Regions from separate parts of the Homo sapiens genome. Here region 1 is linked to region 2. The links are chromatin contacts, found by POLR2A ChIA-PET in ENCODE. All regions are on one chromosome and are shown on one strand. Each heading gives the region's core, a stretch centred on a gene start or an enhancer-like site at or near the end of the contact. The rest is flanking DNA. Distances are from core to core; before and after follow the strand shown. Region 1 overlaps NVL (nuclear VCP like). Region 2 overlaps CAPN2 (calpain 2).

Region 1 (2,931 bases), core at 41-2,540, 490 kb before region 2:
ATTTCCGTAGAAGAGATTCAGATAATTAAAAATAAAAGTAAAAACTAGTAGCATTTATAAACAATATAATTCACATGCATCCTAGGAAAGGAAGATTAAATTTGGGCAATCCATTTTTGGTTCTGTGAAAGGAAACTTCATAGTTGAAATAAAGGCTTAGAAAGCTTTTGCATAAGCTATAGTAAAAAGTATAGTATTACTGCTTGGATCCCATGAGATTGCTTTTCTGTGTCGGTGCTTAGAAAGCTCTTTTTGGCTGAGAACAGTTGCAGCATACACTTTTTTTTTTTTTTTTTTTTGAGACAGAATCTCGCTCTGTCACCCAGGCTGGCATGCAGTGGCATGACCTTGGCTCACTGCAACCTCTGCCTCCTGAGTTCAAGTGATTCTCCTGCCTCAGCCTCCTGAGTAGCTGGGATTACAGGTGCTGCCACCATGCCCGGCTATTTTTTGTATTTTTAGTAGAGATGGGGTTTCGCCATGTTGGCCAGGCTGGTCTTGAACTCCTGACCTCAGGTGATCTGCCCACCTCGGCCTCCCAAAGTGCTAGGATTACAGACGTGAGCCACTGCACCCGACCAGCATACACTTTTGACCACAAAAGTATTTTCAGAATTTGTGTTTTGTGGTTTCTCTCTAGCTTATAGGAAACAAAAACGAGACTCTTCACTCTAGTAGAAGTTAAAGATAGATTTTTAGGATTTTATGCTGGAGCCATGCCCCTATATCTGCCCTGAATAATTACTGAAAATTGTTTTCAAGGTTAAGCATTCTTTGAGGGATTCAGAAAAGGGCTCAAGACTACAGAAGTGCAGAAGATGGCTCGGAGTTACAACTCTAATCACATGCTTGATCTTTCTGGTGATCAGTCCCCTGCCCGAAGCTATCTGTGGGGCCACTATGCGTCACCACATTAGCTCAACAAAGATATTCCTGGCACTCAGGAAATTGCAAGGATTTTTGAAGATCTATGCCAGGAAAGGTGGGCAAAGACCAGTTATATTCTGTATTATACCATAGTAACCTTGGGACTATATTACTTTATCTTGCTGACCATCATTTTGGCACTTTTTAAATGAAGATGATAATACTTAATTGGCAGGATTGCCACAAAAGTTAAATGATGTTGGTAATGTATCTGCCACAGTGGTGTTAAACAGCACGTAGCTATTTAGTAATTGTTATCATGTTCATAAGCAGTTTGGTAATAGTAGTGGGAACAGTCATTAGGTCATAAAATCACAGAGTCATCCTAGAAGAAAGTCCCTCAGAGTTGAACAGAATCACATCGTCCCTTTCATAAGCAGATACAGATCTTTTCTCACATATTTCAAGAAGATGCTTGTCTTAGTCTGTTTTGTTTTGCTGTAACAGAATACCTGAAACTGGGTAATTTGTGTTAAAAAGAAAAGAGATTCAGTTCTTCTAGTTCAGGAAGCTGGGAAGGTCAAGGCTGAGTGGCCTGCATCTGTCAAGGGCCTTCTTGCTGCATCACCCCAAGGCGAAAGGGTAGAAGAGCACAAGAGCATGCATGAGAGAGCAAAAGGAAAGTGGCCTGGACAGGAAGAAACCATGGTCCCATGAGTAAAGGTGGACAAATAAAGTTTAATTAATTTTACCCTATCTTTGGACATTTATCTCAACTGCCTGAGCTAAACAACTGTTTTCTTCAGCCTACCAAAAAGCATTTTGTATAGCAAAAGATTAGTTTCACTGGAGGAAGTCTGGAGAAGAAAGAAGCAGAGAGAGGGGGGATCCTGGGGAGTAGGAAATGAGGGCCCTGTTTCTCTCAAAAAAGCCTCATTGAAGAAATACATTGATCCAGTTTTTTCCAGTATATGATCATCCTTTTTAAAGTGAGGAGCATAAATTAGTAAGGATGGGCTTAATATCTGTTAGTGGTGAGACAGAAAATGCTAAAATTATTATCTGTTTAATTGTTTGTACTATCTGGTTTTGATGTATGACTTGTCATATGTGCAGTATATTAATAACATCATACAGAAACATAGTTAACAAATGAGTAGACATTAAAAAAGAAAGAAAGTGGCCAAGCTGGGCATGGTGGCTTATGCCTGTAATCCTAGCACTTTACGAGGTTGAGACAGGAGGATCGCTTGAGCTTGGGAGTTTAAGACCAGCCTGGGCAACATAGTGAGACCTTGTCTCTATTATTTAAAAAATAGTGAGAGTGGCGAAACATATCCTTTTATCAAGAGTCCACTCCTGTAATAACTTACCCACTCTCTTGAAACCAGCATCATTCATGAGGGCAGAGCCCTCATGACCTAATCACCTTTTAAAGGTCCCACATCTCAACACTGTTTTATTGGGGATTAAGTTTCCAACACGTGAAATTTGGGGAATACGTTCAAACCACAGCATCAATCTTTCGTTTCCTGTAATAACCTATTCTATCGTTAACAGCCCGCACCATATTTTAAGTTTGTTTATTTTATTTTATTATTTATTTATTTATTTTGAGACAGAGTCTTGGTCTACTGCCCAGGCTGGAGTGCAGTGGTGTGATCTCAGCTCCTTGCAACCTCTGCCTCCTGGGTTCAAAGATTTCTTCTCCCTCAGCCTCCCAAGTAGCTGGGACTACAGGCACGTGCCACTACGCCTAGCTAATTTTTGTATTTTTAGTAGAGACAGGGTTTCACCATGCTGGCCAGCCTGGTCTCGGCTCCTGACCTCAGAGGATCTGCCTTCCTCGGCCTCCCAAAGTGCTGGGATTACAGGCATGAGCCACTGCGCCTGGCCTGTTTATTTTAAAACCTGTGTTAAGAATGGCAGAAATGGCAGATGAATCATAATGTGGTACCGGTGTTTTGTTTTTTCCCTATGTGTGTATATTGTCTTCCCCTAAAACTCTTCCATCCTTTTTTCCCCTGTAACAAATCTGTTGCATTAACGACCTACATTTAAAAA
Region 2 (2,951 bases), core at 125-2,624:
TTTTATTTTTTTAGAGATGGGGTTGACTCTACATTGCAATCTAGGGGTAGAGATATTTCCTAGGATATGTAAAGTTTTAAGCAAGTTAGTGTTATTTGTAACCAGATAGACTATATTTTCACTTTGCTAATACAATGCATAATAGCAGAATGAGACAGTTATTTAGTTGCTGCCTTCCTCCAGAGTTCAAAATCCATGGAAAAGAGCTGCCAGTGCCTTAGACCTGCCCTCCTCACCACTTCACTCCTCTGTTACACGGACAGGACTGACAACTGCCATTCTCACCCAGTGTCAGCCACTTCGCCCGGCCCTCTGTGGCCTTCCCTGAGTATAGAGGAAATGCTGACTGGAGCCAGGTGATAATGGAAGTATACCCCACCTGGCTTCTTTCTTTCAGTGAGAGAACTTCCTGTCATTGGGATGACACGAGAACATTTTACGCTTTGCTTTTTGTGAAATTAGCATACCCACTTAATTCAGATTGATGATCATTTCAGAGATGTGTATTGCTAGGGTTCCAGACACATGAGTGCAATAACAATAATAAATGGCAAACGTATTTACTAGTATTGGTTTTATCTTAAACGGGGAGGGAGTAGAGAAAACTAATTTGCTTAAAGTATTTTAAGTAGATCCACTCTAAGAATGATGGATCTTCCCAAAACCCAACTTGAATTTCAGCTGAAGGATTTCTTTATATAAACATGTTCTCCCTTGCATGCTAATCAGGAGTTCATTTTTCTAAGCATGATCCTGCAGCCACTCCTTAGTTTAACCTTGAGCTACACTCAAGTCAAAGCTCATGAGAAGAGGGAGCCAGGCGTGCATTTTGGACTTGAGAATAGGTGGTTGGAAAACAACTGCAAGTAAAAGTGCATTGTGGGATCTTACAACCGGTTACAGGCCTGGCCCCGACAGACCAAGAGCTCTTTAAAGCAAAACTTGAAAAAGCAGATCACTCAAGTAACAGCCCTTTCCGCCCCATGCCTCCCCCATCCCCTTAGAAGCAAGGCGGGGCCTGCTGACTCACAGAGATAAGGTCGAGCTCTATTGTTCCAGTATTCTCGGGATCCAGCTGCTTAAATATCTCTGTGGAGGGAGAAAAAGAGGGTGTCACAAGTGAGTGAGCTGAAACAGATCACATTATCCTCTTTTCAGTTCAGCAACTGACTTCACTGACCACCATACATGCTTTCTTCCTCACCCTCAAATTAGTAAAGAGGGAATTTCATTCTCAACTCCTGGAAGACATGTCTCTAGTTTAGATGATTTCACCGAGGTGAAAGGCAGGCCACTTTAATACCAAGAGAACTGAAATGAGTCATTCCCCAAATATCCACTTACTGAATAGCGTTTCCAGCCGAACCAAACACCGAACAAAATTATCAAAATCGATGATGAGCTGGTCATCTGCAAACCGAGCAACGATGACTTGGTGGAGTTGACAGGGCATCTTGAAACCTGAAGTTACATGAACAAACAAACTCATTGCTAAGCATTAGATTGTTCCATTTAGCTGCGCTCACAGGCTATGAAACTAATGTGGTGATTTAAATGAGGTATAATTGCTTTTGTCCCTTGGCTGCTCTTCTGTGAGACTGGTTTGATTTTGCAAAGCCAGTACCTTCTGCTGTTTCTTTTGTTTTTGAACTGTCCACCTTCACCCTGCCTGTGTCCTTTGCTGACACATAAGTGTTTTCTTGCCTGTTTCTGTTCTCATGGTCACAGTTGCTTCATGTTGTTAACCATGCTGCTGCTGTTTGATTTTTTGTTTAGCTCTCAATCGTCTTGAAGATCAGATTCTTCCTGGATATATGTGAGCAGAAGCTTTCCTGGTAAACTCATAGTAGTTCTCTCTCCTTCCAGAGTAAAATAATTTTTATTGAGCCTATGGCCACCTAGCATCAAGACTGCATGTCCCAGCTTCCTTGCAGTCAACAGAGGCCTTGTGATCAGAGTCTGGCTGGTGGGATGTGTGACCGGAAATGGCCTGTGTGCCCTTAAAGGCAAGGGGCCCTTCTTCTGTCAACCTGTTGGTGGCATGTGTTTGTGGTGGCAGGCTGTCCCAGGTCCCTTGGATGAGGGTGACCCTTGAAGGTCCGGTGGGCATCATGGATGGGGGGAGGCTGGGGGAAGCGTGATCAGATAGTGACATGGTAGGATAGTAGGAGGCACCGTCCTAGCCGTGGACTGCTGGAGCTGGGATTGCTATACGACAGAAAGACATACCTCGTATAAACCAATGTTGTGTGGGGTCTCTGCAGCAGCATTATATTCCAGCAAATAGAATGAACAGCCTCATGCTGACACATTTGTTCCCAAAGCCCAGCAGTCTCCTGCTTTGCTGGTCTACCACTCGCTTGTGTCCTTTTATTGATATCCAATTCTGCTAGGGTCTTACCCTAAGGGCTGAGCTGAGACATTTGATTTCTGCCTAACCAACCCTGCACCAGAAAGGAAGCACCTGGAGGAGGCTGTTGAGACCTGGCTTTGCCTGCTTACTGTGCCAGGCGGCTCCAAAGGAAACTTGGATTCAAGAAGGCACAGAGGGCAGAGCATCCTACTGCATTTAATTTTACCAATTAGTCTTTGAAAGGGGAATGAAAAGGAGGTGTCTGTATTAAACCAGCACCTACTTTATTTTATAGCTTTACCAAATCTTGTGTTATATGGTATAAGATGAGTGTTCACATATTCTACAGACAGATTAAACTAGGAACGAAAATGCAGTTATAAAGGGTTACCTGCTTCTTCTAATGCCTTCCGCATTTCATAGGAATTCATGGTACCAGACCTGTCAACGTCGATTTCTCGGTAAATTTTCTGGAACACATAAGTTAGCTGTAAGAACTATGACCCAAAGCAAAGCTGGCAAGTTACCTCCCTAGTATGTGCTGAGTGGGGATGAAGTTTTTCCAGCTCTGTGCCTCTAGTTTGGCCGTGGAAGAATC

What was found. ChIA-PET counts read pairs that join two places held with the same protein, here RNA polymerase II (POLR2A).
Region 1: POLR2A ChIA-PET joins it to region 2 with 11 read pairs in RWPE1. The contact joins two enhancer-like sites. POLR2A ChIA-PET finds 5 or more read pairs at or near these places in 3 of 52 experiments (Caco-2, RWPE1 and naive thymus-derived CD4-positive, alpha-beta T cell).

Annotation. Positions count from the first base shown.
Region 1 is chr1:224,265,055-224,267,985 of GRCh38, reverse strand. All of the region lies in intron 18 of NVL (nuclear VCP like), which reads left to right. Among named protein-coding and RNA genes, the nearest start is that of MIR320B2, 9.4 kb to the right of the region's middle. Within about 2 kb of position 1,290, at least 2 of the 41 ENCODE cell types and tissues checked have a DNase peak (open chromatin) inside an H3K27ac peak, as active enhancers do.
Region 2 is chr1:223,770,319-223,773,269 of GRCh38, reverse strand. It overlaps CAPN2 (calpain 2), which reads right to left. Exons shown (of 21, transcript NM_001748.5): 18 at 2,745-2,823; 19 at 1,345-1,461; 20 at 1,031-1,089. LOC105373041 (a long non-coding RNA gene) reads left to right here. Exons shown (of 2, transcript XR_949167.3): 2 at 184-559. Among named protein-coding and RNA genes, the nearest start is that of CAPN2, 59 kb to the right of the region's middle. RefSeq lists an enhancer at 370-1,025. Within about 2 kb of position 1,374, at least 8 of the 41 ENCODE cell types and tissues checked have a DNase peak (open chromatin) inside an H3K27ac peak, as active enhancers do.